Linked DNA regions of Homo sapiens: region 1 is linked to region 2. A link is a contact called in ENCODE Hi-C or POLR2A ChIA-PET data. All regions are on one chromosome and are shown on one strand. Each heading gives the region's core, a stretch centred on a gene start or an enhancer-like site at or near the end of the contact. The rest is flanking DNA. Distances are from core to core; before and after follow the strand shown.

Evidence for each region. A loop is a pair of places that touch in the nucleus more often than their neighbours do. ChIA-PET counts read pairs that join two places held with the same protein, here RNA polymerase II (POLR2A). Pooled maps may share reads with other maps.
Region 1: a pooled map shows a loop between it and region 2 (3-fold over the local background). The contact joins two enhancer-like sites. A Hi-C loop is called at or near these places in 1 of 50 pooled maps. POLR2A ChIA-PET finds 5 or more read pairs at or near these places in 2 of 52 experiments (PC-9 and activated naive CD4-positive, alpha-beta T cell).

The regions. Positions count from the first base shown.
Region 1 is chr16:29,334,895-29,341,181 of GRCh38, forward strand. It overlaps the pseudogene SNX29P2. Among named protein-coding and RNA genes, the nearest start is that of NPIPB11, 69 kb to the right of the region's middle. RefSeq lists an enhancer at 779-828. Within about 2 kb of position 5,019, at least 3 of the 41 ENCODE cell types and tissues checked have a DNase peak (open chromatin) inside an H3K27ac peak, as active enhancers do.
Region 2 is chr16:29,286,765-29,293,490 of GRCh38, forward strand. It overlaps LOC105371159 (a long non-coding RNA gene), which reads right to left. Exons shown (of 3, transcript XR_007065044.1): 2 at 4,051-5,957; 3 at 1-1,468. Among named protein-coding and RNA genes, the nearest start is that of NPIPB11, 120 kb to the right of the region's middle. RefSeq lists enhancers at 1-509, 510-1,115. Within about 2 kb of position 2,572, at least 14 of the 41 ENCODE cell types and tissues checked have a DNase peak (open chromatin) inside an H3K27ac peak, as active enhancers do.

The DNA.
Region 1 (6,287 bases), core at 3,769-6,268, 51 kb after region 2:
GAGGTTCCAGGAGGGCTGCCTTGGCCTCCTTTCCCTGTAGCCCACGACACCCGCATCCTCTGGCTTCTTTGCTGACAGTTGTGGTGTGCGCTTACATCTGGTGCTGGGTTGCAGGCAGGGTGGGACTCACAGCTGTTCGTTGACTCTGGGAGGGCTCCCCTGGCTGAGGCTGTCTGCTGACAGGTGCTCTGCAGGTGAGCATGAGCCTGCACTAAGGAATGCTGATTAGAGTCCATTTCAGGCCCTGTTGGGCACACTGGGAGTGCGCAAGAACCACAGAGCCTGAGAGACACAGTAGGAGGGTGGGAGATGCAGTAGGAGGGTGAGAGACGCAGTAGGAGCATGGGAGACACTGTAGGAGGGTGGGAGACACAGTAGGAGGGTGAGAGACACAGTAGGAGAGGTCGGGAGAGCCACCTGCACCAAGGCCTCAGGACAGCGAATGGCACAGCCATGGGGAGGGTGACTGCCTGTGCAAGGCCGGAGGCCATGGGCACCCAGGTCCAGTGAGGTCGGACGGAGCCCCCGGTGCTCAGCCTCCTGTGACCAGTGTTGGGGGGTAGCAGTAGCGGACGGTGCATCCCAAATGTGGGCAAGAAGTTTGGAAAGATTGGCAGAGCACCAGAGGCTTCATAAAGAGCCATTTGGGAAGACAAGGTTCGGGGGATGGTGGTGGGTGCGCAGGTGTGGGGACGCACTGGCTGCATGGTGCCCGCTTCCTCCTCCCCGAGCCGTGCTCTCCAGCGCTGTGTCTCAGCCTCCCCTCCAGGAGCGCTCACTTCCTCTCAGCTCTGGGCCCCTGTGGCCTCTGCTTTGCCAGCTGCCCAGCCGTGATGACTAGTTTCCACTCCAGTGCTATCTCTGTCTTTATTGTTCTTTTTGACCTCTAAGTGCACATGCTGTCGTGCCTCAGTGTTCCAGCATTGCTGACTGGGAGAGGGAAGAAGAGGTGAGGGAGAGGGAAGAAGAGGTGAAGGGCTTTCTTAGAACACTGACATTGAAATTGCAGCTGAATCTTTAAAAAAAATGTTTTGTGCTAGCTCACATCTGTAATCCCAGTACTTTGGGGAGGCTGAGGTGGGAGGATTGCTTGAGCCCAGGAGTTTGATGCCAGCCTGGGCAACATAGCGAGACCCTGTCTCTACAGAAAAAAAAAAATTAGCCACGTCTGGTGGCATGTGCTTGTAGTCCCAAGCTACTCATGAGGCTGAGGCAGGAGGATTGCTTGAGCCCAGGAGGCCCAGGCTGCGGTGAGCCATGATTGTGCCACTGCATTCCAGCCTGGGCAACAGAGCAAGACCCTGTCTCAAAATAAATGAAGTGTACAATTCAATGGTTTTTCAAAAAATTAAAATACTTAAAAAATTATTTGGAACCACTTTGGCTGGTTTCAAAGGTTGTGTATTATCTTTCCTCCTGAATAACAACTTTACATAAGAGTGGGCATTGAGGTCACTGTGGGAGGTGCCTAAGTTAGAGTCTCAGTCTCGGGCTTTGTAGAGCAGAGCCCCTGTGTGTGTGTGGACGTGTGCTGCCCTCCTCGCCTCCTGCCCTCCACCGTGTCCTCATCATGCACCTAATCTGCTGCCTTCCAGGGAAGCCAAATAGCCACTGCTGTTGGAGTTGAAATTAAAATGCAGTGGCTGGTTCTGGTCATGGCTCCAGGCATGGGTAGCTCCTTCGGGTGAGCTGCGTAGAGCTGAGCCTGGGTCTTTGGCTGTTTAGATGCATTTGTGGCTGTGTTCTGGGTGCTTCTTCGTTGAGAGTGGAGTTGTGGAGAAATGGCTCCTTCATCAGCTGACTACACTGTGCTGATTTCTTTTGTCCCTGCCTCACTGGGGGTGTGAGGCATCCGGGCAGCATTTTCCTTTACTGGACAATCCCCTAGTGTTGGCTTTGTTGCTCAGTGAGTATTTGAAATTAATTATTTGCTGCCCTGGGCATGAAGATCAAATGATATCATAGCAGAAATTTGGAATGATTTAAGTAGAGGTGTTATTGTATTGCCCATATGGTTAACTTAAGGGATTGCAGAATTGGTTTGAGTAGAGGACAGGCCTTGTATGGTAAATTAGACCAGAATCAGGGGCATCTGGAATTCCCTGAAATTCCCTGGAGCAGGGAGAGGCAGTCTGGTGTGCCAGCGATTCACAGAGCGAGAGAGTACATTCAAACAGATGGTGCCAGGAGTGTAAAATAATGTATTGTCTAAGGAATTTCAATTTTCAGTTAGTGGTAAGGATAATAAAATCTTTAATTTGGTGCAGATTTTCAGAAGATTCTGAAAAACAAAAAAAGCCCTTAAAAATTAAGAGTTGTAAGGATTGAAATTTGCAGGGAGGTGGATGACTTTATTTTTGAGTGCATTTTAAATGAAAATTGATGGGTTTTTTATGAGGTCATGGGAACTTTTGCATAAGGTGGATAGACCAGTTGGCCACTTCAGGGGGCTGACAGGGGAACCGCTGGTTGGTCATACCTGCATCTTGGTGCAGCTGCTTTGCTGCCGTGGGTACCCTGAGCCAGTGCTGCATGACCTGGGCAGACTCCCTATAAAGGCGAACTCGCATTCTGCGGCGATGCTGCCTCTGGAATGATGAGTGCATGCGAGCTGCATGGCTGGACTCTACCAGCATCTGCGCAAGCCACAGCAGGAAGCAGCTTTCCATCGCGGTTCTAGAACCCTCCTCTCTCACTCATGCGTGTGCACACACACAGTCGGAACAGGTCCACAGGACAACAGGCTACAGCGAGAAGGCAGCTTTCCATTGTGGTTCCAGAGCCCTCCTCCCTCGCTCACATGTGTACACTTACACGGTCCGAACAGGTCCACAGAATGGTATTACTGTGTGCTGATTGCATTAATATTTTTTATTCTGTTTTCTGTTCTGCTTTTCGTTTCTCTCCCTTTTTGTCTCTTTGAAAACTGGCTATGACACATTGCATTGATTTTGCAACCCACACTTCGAAAAATACTGGAATAGATGATCGCTAATGTCTCTTTCTTAAGAGTTTGTAGTTCTAAAAGTTGTAATTGCGTAGCTGGGACTATAGGTGTGCACCACTGCATCTGTGTAATTAAGTAATTTTTAAAAATTTACAACTATATAGGCTGGGCACGGTGGCTCACGCCTGTAATCCCAGCACTTTGGGAGGCCGAGGTGGGTGGATCACGAGGTCAGGAGATCGAGACCATGCTGGCTAACACAGTGAAACCCCTTCTCTACTAAAAATACAAAAAATTAGCCGGGTGTGGTGGTGGGCACCTGTAGTCCCAGCTACTCGGGAGGCTGAGGCAGGAGAATGGCTTGAACCCAGGAGGCAGAGCTTGCAGTGAGCTGAGATCATGGCACTGCACTCCAGCCTGGATGACAGAGCGAGACTCCGTCTCAAAAAAAAAAAATTTACAACTATATAAAGTTTACACTGCAAATATTAATATTCTTCCTCTCATATTTTGATAAATCAAAAGATAATTGTTCTTGAATTGGGAAGCTTTTTAAAAAATCACATTCAATCTAAGAAAAATGATTATAAATGTGCTAGTTAAAAAAATGTTTAGCGTGCTTCTCAGGGCTTTTCATCTAGATCAGGAAAATTAGGATTATCCATGTCACTTGGGCATTAGAGTGAAGTTTCCCTGCTTTTCATCTAGATCAGGAAAATTAGGATTATCCGTGTCACTTGGGCATTAGAGTGAAGTTTCCCTGCTTTTCATCTAGATCAGGAAAATTAGGATTATCCGTGTCACTTGGGCATTAGAATGAAGTTTTCCTGAGAACTGCAGTCAGGTTTTTGGCATGGCTGACCTTCTGTTGGTCATATGGTGGGCATGGAATGGAAGATGGCTCGATGTTTGCCGCGGCTGTCCATGCCCCTCTACGCCATCCACAAGCCTCTGACCGAGTTGTCCATGCATGCATTTGAGCGTTTCTTGCAGGAGAGGCCGGGGCCAAAGGAACGCTTCAGTTGCAGCTGGGCTGTGCCAAGGGGCCTCAGCAGGAGCAACCCTTGGGGGCCAGAGCCCAGGCTCTTCCAGCAACAGGAAGGACCTTTCTTCCCTCTGCAGCACCTGTCGAACATAACATGCTGGACTCCCTTGTTCATTCCCGGCAGAGAAGCGCTCCCCTCACCCCCCACAGAGCCCTGCTATGCCGGGCACTCAGACCAGCCAGGGGTGGGGGAGCCTGTGAGTAAAGTGGAGAATTGGAGGTGTGGTGCCACCCTGACCACAGCACCTTTCTTCTCCCTGAGGCCACCTCCTCAAATACTCTTCTTGGCCACAGATGAGGGCCCAGCTGTGGTTGGCAGATCTTTTGGGAGATAACTGGATGTGTGGGGTTGGGAGAGTTGCCATGGGTCCCAGTCTCAGGGCGGCCGCTCCCTCAGTGTCTGTCATCTTGGGATGCAGCAGTGTCGCTTCCTCGTGCTTCAGTGCCCTCTTCACTGCAGTGGGATGGCAGCAGCACCTGCTCAGGAAGTTGGTGGGTTTTGCTGGGTGCACACGGCCCACCTGACACTCACCAGCCTCTGGGCTGCCCTTGGCAGGTGCCGTCCACACTCCAGCACTCAGGGAAGGGTGGTGCAAATCCTGAAAAAATGACCACACAGACACTGGCACCCAGGTGGTGAGTAGGCAGGCTGTGGTCTGCAGACAGAAGCTTTACCCTGTATACGTACAAGGAGTAACAGCTGCTCATTTGAGTGAAGTCACTGGACTGCGGCCCTTAGAGCCTCCTGACGCGGAGGTGGGCCTTTCACTTCTGCCTTTTGCGTGTGTGTGTGTGTGTGTGTGTGTGTGTGTGTGTGTGATTTTAGAGATACTGTTTTAAAACTGTGTACTCAAAGCATTAGTTAATTAACTAGGAAGTTTTGTCTTGTGAAAATGATGACCAGGACTGAACCTTTTAAAACAGATCATCTGAACCTCATCGCTGTAAAGCAATCTGGACTACAAAGTTCATTCTTTCCGTGAATTAAATGGTTTGGTAAAGAAATACTGAGCGTAACATGGACGTGCTCTAGTGATCTTAGGGAGCTGTGAGCTCATGCAGTCTTGGGTGGGAGTTGGCATTGTTTATGTTCTTTTTTTAATTTTTTAAAAATGTTTTTAATTTTTATATTTTTGAGATGGAGTCTTGCTCTGTTGCCCAGGCTGGAGTGCAATGGCACCTTCTTGGCTCAATGCAACCTCCGCTTCCTAGGTTCAGGTGATTCTCCTGCCTCAGCCTCCCGAGTAGCTGGGATTACAGGTGCCCACCACCATGCCCGGCTAATTTGTGTATTTTTAGTAGAGACAGGTTTCACCATGTTGGCCAGGCTGGTCTCGAACTCCTGACCTTGTGATCTGCTCACTTCGGCCTTCCAAAGTGCTGGGATTATAGGTGTGAGCCACTGCGCCTGGCCTTGGTACTTGTGATATTTTGATACATGCCTAGAATGTGTAATGACTTTGAACAGATGTTTGCTTTTTTTTTTCTTTCTTTGAGCAGTCTCCCGGGGCTAGGGTAAGTTCAGAGAGGCTCCTAGATCTTTGTTTCTTGTTTATTTCACCAGTTAGTCATTTTCAGAAATGAATCAAAGATCTAGGAGCCTGAGCCTACTCTAGCCCCCAGAGACTGCCCAAAGAAAGAAAAAAAGAAGCAAAGATCTGTTGAAAGTCATTACACATTCTAGGCATGTATCAAAGTACCACAGGTACCCTATAAATATGTACAAATATTATGTATCAATAAAATAATTTTAATAATTTTTTTTAAAAAAAAGATCTGTTGGAGCCGGGCACGGTGACTCACATTTAGAATTGCTTGAACCCGGGAGGCGGAGGTTGCAGTGAGCCGAGATCATGCCACTGCACTCCAGCCTGGGTGACAGAGCGAGACTCCGTCTCACCAAAAAAAAAAAAACGATTCCTGTCCCTGTTGAATTTTCTGCCATGCTTCTGTGCTCCTTCAACAGCCAGGGACGGAGGGATCCAGTCTGAGAAAAGCCAGCATCAGGGACTACTTCAGTCCTCATAGAAATCACTGCCAATGGCTTTGGCCACCTCCTGTGTCCTGGATTATGTCTCTGCAGCTTCCCATCTCCCGGACGCCTCCTTGAGTCCCTGTGTATGAGTGATTTAGTGTTACAGGCTGGGTGAGGAGCTTTGCAGGGATTTAGCTTTTCTCAGGGCCACCTGCCCTCAGGCTTCCTGGGCCCTCATACTTCTTCTTGTTTATATCTTATCTGCCTTTGGGGGAATGACCTTAGAGGAATTGGTGTGAGTAAGCCATGAGGTTCTTGGT
Region 2 (6,726 bases), core at 1,322-3,821:
AAAGGGTCTCTGCAGATGTGATTGAACTGAGGATCTTGAGATGGAAAGATTGTTCTGAACCATGGTGGGGCGGCGTCTGATGTCATCAGGAGGTCCCGATAAGAGGGAACAGAAAGAAGTTTAAGACACGGAGAAAAGGAGGAGGCTGCGTGGCCACGGACGCAGACACTGGTGTGATGCAGCCATGACCAAAATGCCTGCAGCCCCAGGAAGACAGAAACACGGCGGGGAGGATCAAGTGAAAATGGGGAGCCCGGGCCAGCGTCTGGGGGTCTTGGAGCCTGACGGGGGCTTCCTGGTTGACAGCTGGGATGGGGTCCAGAGAGGCTCGAGCATGCTGCGACTACCCCAGGAGGCAATCAGCGATCTCACGCATGGTGCGCGGGACACAGGTGGGCCCTTCTGGGGCCTCAGCTGCTGATGCGGGTGGGAGAGGAAGGAGCCCGCCTTTGAGGGAGGCAAAGTGTGCAGAGAGAAACACTTCGAGGTTCCTTTTCCTTGTGAGAAAAGCCCTGGGTGCCACCGCCCCTCACACGGCACCACCTGCCCCTCCCTGTGGCAGAGGCTGTCCCCATTCCATTTTGGGCTGGGGGAGGCTTGTGGTCCAAGGCTAAGGGGTAAGTACATGTGCCCCAGCCCTGGAATGCACAGTAGGTCATGCCCCCCGCTGAGGAATTGCCAGAGGCAGGGGACTTGTCTGATGTCACAGCTGGCCTCACCCAGTTCTGCTGACGGATGGGCAGCCACAGGACCCCAAGTCCTGAAGCTTTGGGAAGTATGAGCCTGTCCTCTAGAAGGGCAGGTCCTGGCCTTTGTAAAGAGCTCATTTTGGTGGATTGAGAACCTGTAGAAGTGAAATTAATGAGCTGAAAGTGACACCTGCCTTTGACACAGAAAGTCCACCAGCCGCTCCTCCCCCAGCCCTACCACAGGGCAAGTTCTTGGCCCTGTGCAGGTCTGTCTCGGGTGGGGGCTGCCTCGGTTAACTCCCCTTCCCGTGGCTGTGGGGAGAGGCAGGGAGCAGCTGTAGAAACCAAGAATTCCGTCTGGATCTTCAGGGTGAAGGCTGTTTGCTGGCTGTTCCCTGCTGGTGGCACAGAGGGCTTCTGTGGATGAGGACTCGGAGGCCCCCTCTCTGAGCCCAAGGAAGGCCTCACACCCCAGTGAACCACAGAACAGGGGCCACGGCACTGCACTGGCTGAAGCTCCGGCCTCCTCTCCCTCCCACCATCTGTGCGGGATGGCTGGCTCATCCCAAATCAACTTCCTGGAGCTTTCCGAGGCCGATCTGTGAGTGACAACCAGGTGAGCTGCAGGCTGCACCGACATTTCCACCTCACTCAGCCTTCTGGATTGTAGAGACTATGTCTGCACTCAGCATTAGCGAAGGAATTGGATTCTTGGGATTGGGGGAATCGGAGGGAAGAGGCCTTTTCCATCCCGGTGGTAGCAGAAGTGGAAATCTGTGCTGGAAATAAAACACCCTGAAATAACAGAAGAACTGGACATACTCCAGAGGGTTTTGAAGAAACCATCCCAGAGCAAGAAGGCAGGCTGGCTGCTCAAAGAGCCAAGGGGTGGGGCATTTGAACTGCAGTTCAGTGACTGGAGAGGGGCCATTTGGGGCAGTGGCTTCCAAACCAAGTGGCTGGGCTTTGGTGGATGGGGAGCAGTCCATCATAAGCTACAGTTTGCAGGTCACGGATGGCTGCAAATTTCCTCCACGGCCGGAGGAAGATGGGCCCTTCCATGGGGCTGTCTAGGGCTCCGGGGCAGCTCTGGAAAAGACAGCCATGAACTTGGCCACGGGCAGGAGCCTGCAGAGTCCCAGCAGAGACCCCACCACCTGGGGGGCAGAGGCTCCCTATTGGGGTCCCCTCCTGGGGTCCTGGATCCCCACAGACCAAGCACAGGCCGACAATTTCCCTGCCCTCACGCATCTTGGAAGGCTTGGTGCTGGGCAGGGCCAGGGATGCTTCAGTGAGTTCTAAACATTCTCAGTGGATCAAAGATTCTCATAAACAGAGGCCTAAGTGCTTACATGGAAATTCCCAGTGGTTTATCTTGGGAATTAGTTAAGTGCAATAAAACAGGCTTCTGGCAGATCTGCGTCCTGTGGTGGCGTGACCCCCACACAGCCTCCTACGGACGAGCTCTGACCCACTTGAGTGGGGCTGGGCTCCCTCTCAGTGGAGGAGCACGTTTCATTAGGGACAGCTGGGGATCGTTCGCAGAAATGCAGGCGTGGCCCCCGGGAGAAGCAGACCTGTGAAAATCCGGACTTTGAACATGGAAGTAAAAAACAAGCTCTGTATGAGAACTAGGAGTCTCCAGGGATTCGTGTCTGAGTTCCTCTCTGCGAAGGAGCTTGCTGGCACTGGTCTGTCCGACCCCGGGGTTTACAGAGACTCAGGTTCCCAGACGATACTGCGTCTCCATGGCGTCCAGCGAAATGCCTCCCCCACCCCACCCAGTGGTTGGGCCTGTGGGGTAGAAAACGAACTGGGGGATTGGGATTCACTGGTGTACTCAACAGATGCATACGAGGCCCCTGTTGCAGGCTGGGCTCTGCCAGGCCGCTGTAGTACGCCGAGGTGAGTCCTCTGTGAATCGGGAATGCCCGCTCCCAGTGTCTGCCCAGAAAGCTGCACTTGTCCTGGGCCGCTCGCGGGAAGAGGTCACCCAGCAGGGAGATGTTCTGTGCCAACGTGTGCGGGGCCCCAAGGAGACAGAGGGAGGGGCAGGCGTGTGGGCCATGGTGGGGTTGGTTGGCTGAGGGCATGGGGTGCCCATGTGGGCAAGTCCCTGGGACCTCCTGAGGAGGGTGGATTGGGACTTTGCCGAGAGGCTCAGAAGGGGTCAAGGGTGCAGTGGGCAGCTCAAGCCTCCCTTTTCCGAGGGGTTCAGAGTCGCCAGAGGACCCGTAGCCCCTTGCAGCAGCAGCAGTGGCAGATGGACAGACTTTGTGGGAAGGGCCCTGCAGACACCGCCTCTCCCATCCCAGAGGTGCCTGTGAGGCAGAGGAGGAGAGGAGGCCTGCTGAGAACAAACCCTGGGTCCCCCACCTCCGAGACTGATGCACCGGGCAGAGGCCACCTTCCTGCCTCCTTGCTGGGGCATCTTCCCCTTCCTGCTGACCTGTGTGGCCATGAGACCCCGGGCTGGGCTGACCAGAGCCCTGGAACAAGCTCACAGAAAGCGCTTCTCCACTTCCCAGGGAGCCTCCTGCCCACACCAGCCTCCCTGTGGCAGGCCCAGTGTCCACGCCACATGCACTCATGGAGCTCGGCCCCTGGGAGACTTACTCCCCACCCCCCAGGACCTGCTCCTGGCACCAAGCTGGCCACAGGGGCCACGTCCTCTGCATGTAGCAGGCCTCAGGGACGGCCCTGCCCACAAGGTCACTCTGCTCCTGGGTCCTCAGGCCCCTTTGCTTCCAGGAGGAGCTTGTCCTTCCTCCTCCCACACCAAAACCCACAGAGAGGAGCGGACGCCCCGTGGCTCCTGCCCTGCCCTAGGCTGGCCACCCCTCATGCAGCTCAACTCCCACGTATTCCTGGGGCCGGGGCAGGCCAGCCCTGATGCCCACCTTCCTCTCTCCCATGGCCCCCTTTGAGGTGAGCCAGCCCTGTCTCCAAGCCTGGGGTGCTGTAGAGATGCCTCCTCCTGTCTGCTGGCTCCAGGACTGTCCCCTGCTCTGCCCCCGCCCCAGCCTCCCCACCTATGCATGTTCACAGCCCCATGGCACCTCCCAATACCTGCTGAGCTCAGCCCTGGCCCCTCATCCCAGCCCCATCTTCCTCCCACATCGTCCTCCCCAGCACCACCGCCTGACCCCTGCATGGCCAGAGGAAACACACCTTTGTCCGGCCTCCCAGCCCAGCCACAACTCAAGCTCAGCACAGGTCGCCGCTCCCCCGAGCCCCTCCCAGTCTGGTCCTGCTCGTCCCATACCTGCTGGGCTTTGGCGCAACCCTAGGCTGCCTGGCCACACGGCCCCCCGCCTTGCACCCTCACACCAGGCACAGGCAGTACTTCTCAGATGCTCACTGGGCTGCTTTCCAGTGGGTCTGGGGGCTCCTGAGGGTGACTGTGGCCTCTCCCCCACGTCCTTCCTGTCCTCATCCAGGGAGCGGGCACACAGGACTGACTGCGGTTCTGTGCTCAGCAAGGGAGACGCCCATTTTCTTCGAGGATTTCCTCTGGCGCTGACCTACTAGATGCGTGAGGTCAAGGGACGGGGGCAGGGCAGAGGAGTTCAGGTTTCAGCAGCTGCCACTCCACCCTCGTCCTGTCAGGGACACCTCGGGCCAAGGCGCTGTCTGGATTTTAGCCAGCAATGGGGAGTCCCGCTCTGCCCTGGCCACCGCCCACTGTCTCGTGTGAGTGAGTCACCGGCTGCTTCAGCTCCCTCCTCCTCCAGGGGTGACTTCACCCAGTCGGCTCTCACTGACCAAGAAAGGGATCCAAGAAATCAGGGGTGTGGAGGCAGGAGGCCAGGGGCCTTCCTGGGACCCCTCAGGAGGTTCCCCTAGCACCACTCGCAGGCAGAACAGCCCAGCCTCACCCCGAGGGCTGCGGGAGGTGCTGCTAGAAAATCACTTGGGGCTTCCTTTTGGCCTCCCAGTGAGTCATGAGGGCTGCGGCACAGAGGGGCAGGGGGACATCCAGGAGGGCTGGGTGCTCCTGCTGCTGTCCTGGGAGGGGGCACGTCAGTGTCCAGCGGGGCCGGGTGCATCCAGTAAAGGAGTGCGTGCAGCGTGTGGCATCTGAGCAAAGCTGGAGTCACACCGTGTGGCTGGGGACCGCAAACTCCTCACTCAGCTCCCCCCAGCCTCAATGTTCCCGTCTGTGAAGTGGGGCACAGGAAACCCGCCCATCCTGGGTCACAGGGTGCTGGAGGAGCAGACGGGAGTGGGTTGTGCCCTGCGAAACTCTGCACCTCGGGAGGTGGCACGTCTCTCCCGCAGCCTCACTGGGGTGTGTGTGGCCCAACCTGGGGATCCCCGCCGGCTTCTCCACTCCCTTGGCTGCTTCCAGGCTCAGCAGAGGTGGTTTCTGTCCTTCGGTTTGGATGAAGGTGGTTGGCTCAGCGGAGACCATCTTTCTCTGGTAAATGGGAACAGAGGCCCAGAGGGGATGGGATTGGCCCAAAGTCGCACATGACGGGCCCTGACTGCCCGGCCAGCTCCCCACCCCCAACAAGCTTGAGCTGCCACCCCTAAGTGCCAGGCTTCCTGGAGGGCCCCTGCCCAGGCAGCAGGCCTGAGCTCCATGGGGATGGTGGCCTGTGCCCTCCGACAGACACGGGGTTGGCCACTACTGAGGGTCAGCAGCGTGTGAGGCTGGCTGGTCACTGTGAGGCTCAGGAGGGCAGGGGGCCCAGGCCTCCATGGAATACAGGGCCACTGGGAGGCCGGGTTCACGCTGCAGGGACAGCAGTACTGGAGCTATGGGGGGACTTGGGGCCACTGGGAGGCCAGGTCCACGCTGACCACAGGGATGGCACTGCTGGAGCTACAGGGAGGTTGCTGGGGCCGCTCTGGCTGAGCTCCCAGGTGCCAGGCCCCAGGCTCCAGGAGACAGCACGGCCTGTTGTGCACACGAAGGAACCAGGAGCAGGGAAGGTCACTCGTGTCCTCGGGGTCTCACGGTTGCTGGGGTATGTTCAAGTCAAAATAAAAATGTAGAGGCGAATTTCCAAGTTTAACGTTTTATTTGGGAAGAAAGGATTGCATCTTGGGGCATATGTGCCGACCAGGTAAATGGTGGAGGTTGGAGAAGCAGTAGAAGGTTGGTGGTTTTACAAGAAAGGAGAAGGTTACCTATTGCTCTTTGAGAAAGTTCACTGGCGCTGGGAAAGTTCTGAGGACCTGGGACGTGCTGGTCAGTGTGACAGCTGTGAGCAGAATTCCTTCTGGAGTTGGAGCAAGTGACCTCAGCAGCTGTGGATAAAACTGGTCCCAGGTGACAAAAGGCAGTTTCAGCAGCTGGACTTGCAGAGAATTCCATTCTTGGAGCAGTGTTGTGCCCTGAGTACTTTTCCCCTGCCTTCCGAAGGCAGTTTTAGTTGGTGTGACAAGAATGACACACTTTGTATGATCAGTGTTTATAGGTGTGAGCTTGGTGGTGGGGGCATCCTCTGCAAACTCATCCCAGCCATAACCAGGGGGTCCTGGAGCAGCAGCCCCCGCCAAGGCCTCGGGAACTGGATTCCAGGCGCTCCGGGTGCCCGGCAAGAGGACCTGGGTGTCCGTGGGTCAGGACTCTGGAGCTCACTCTATCTGCCTTCTCCCTGCGGCTCACACTGGCCGGTGGCACCCTCCATTGGCGCCCTCACTCTCTGCATGTGGTCTGTCCGTGTCACTCATCTGCCCCTGTCACTTTGGCTTATTTATACCTTGCTGCCGAGGGCTTGCTCCTGACCGTGGCTGCCATGGAGCCCCACCTCCACCCGTCACCACATCGATTCTTTCCCTGTGGCCCCGTTTAAGTGCCCCAGGGAGGAATCTGGCCCAGTGCCTTCTTGCCCAGCCTCATTTCAGTGCCAGTCGCGAAAGCCCAGGGATTGTCTGCCCGGGAGCCCGGCGCACACCCCTGGACACAGAAGTGCTGTCCGTTCAGACGTGGTAAGGAGGGGTCCGGGGGCCAGCTCTGCTCATCTCCTCATGCCCAGGGCTGGCCCACCATGGGCACAGAGCAGCGCATGGTCAGTGAGGCTGGAAA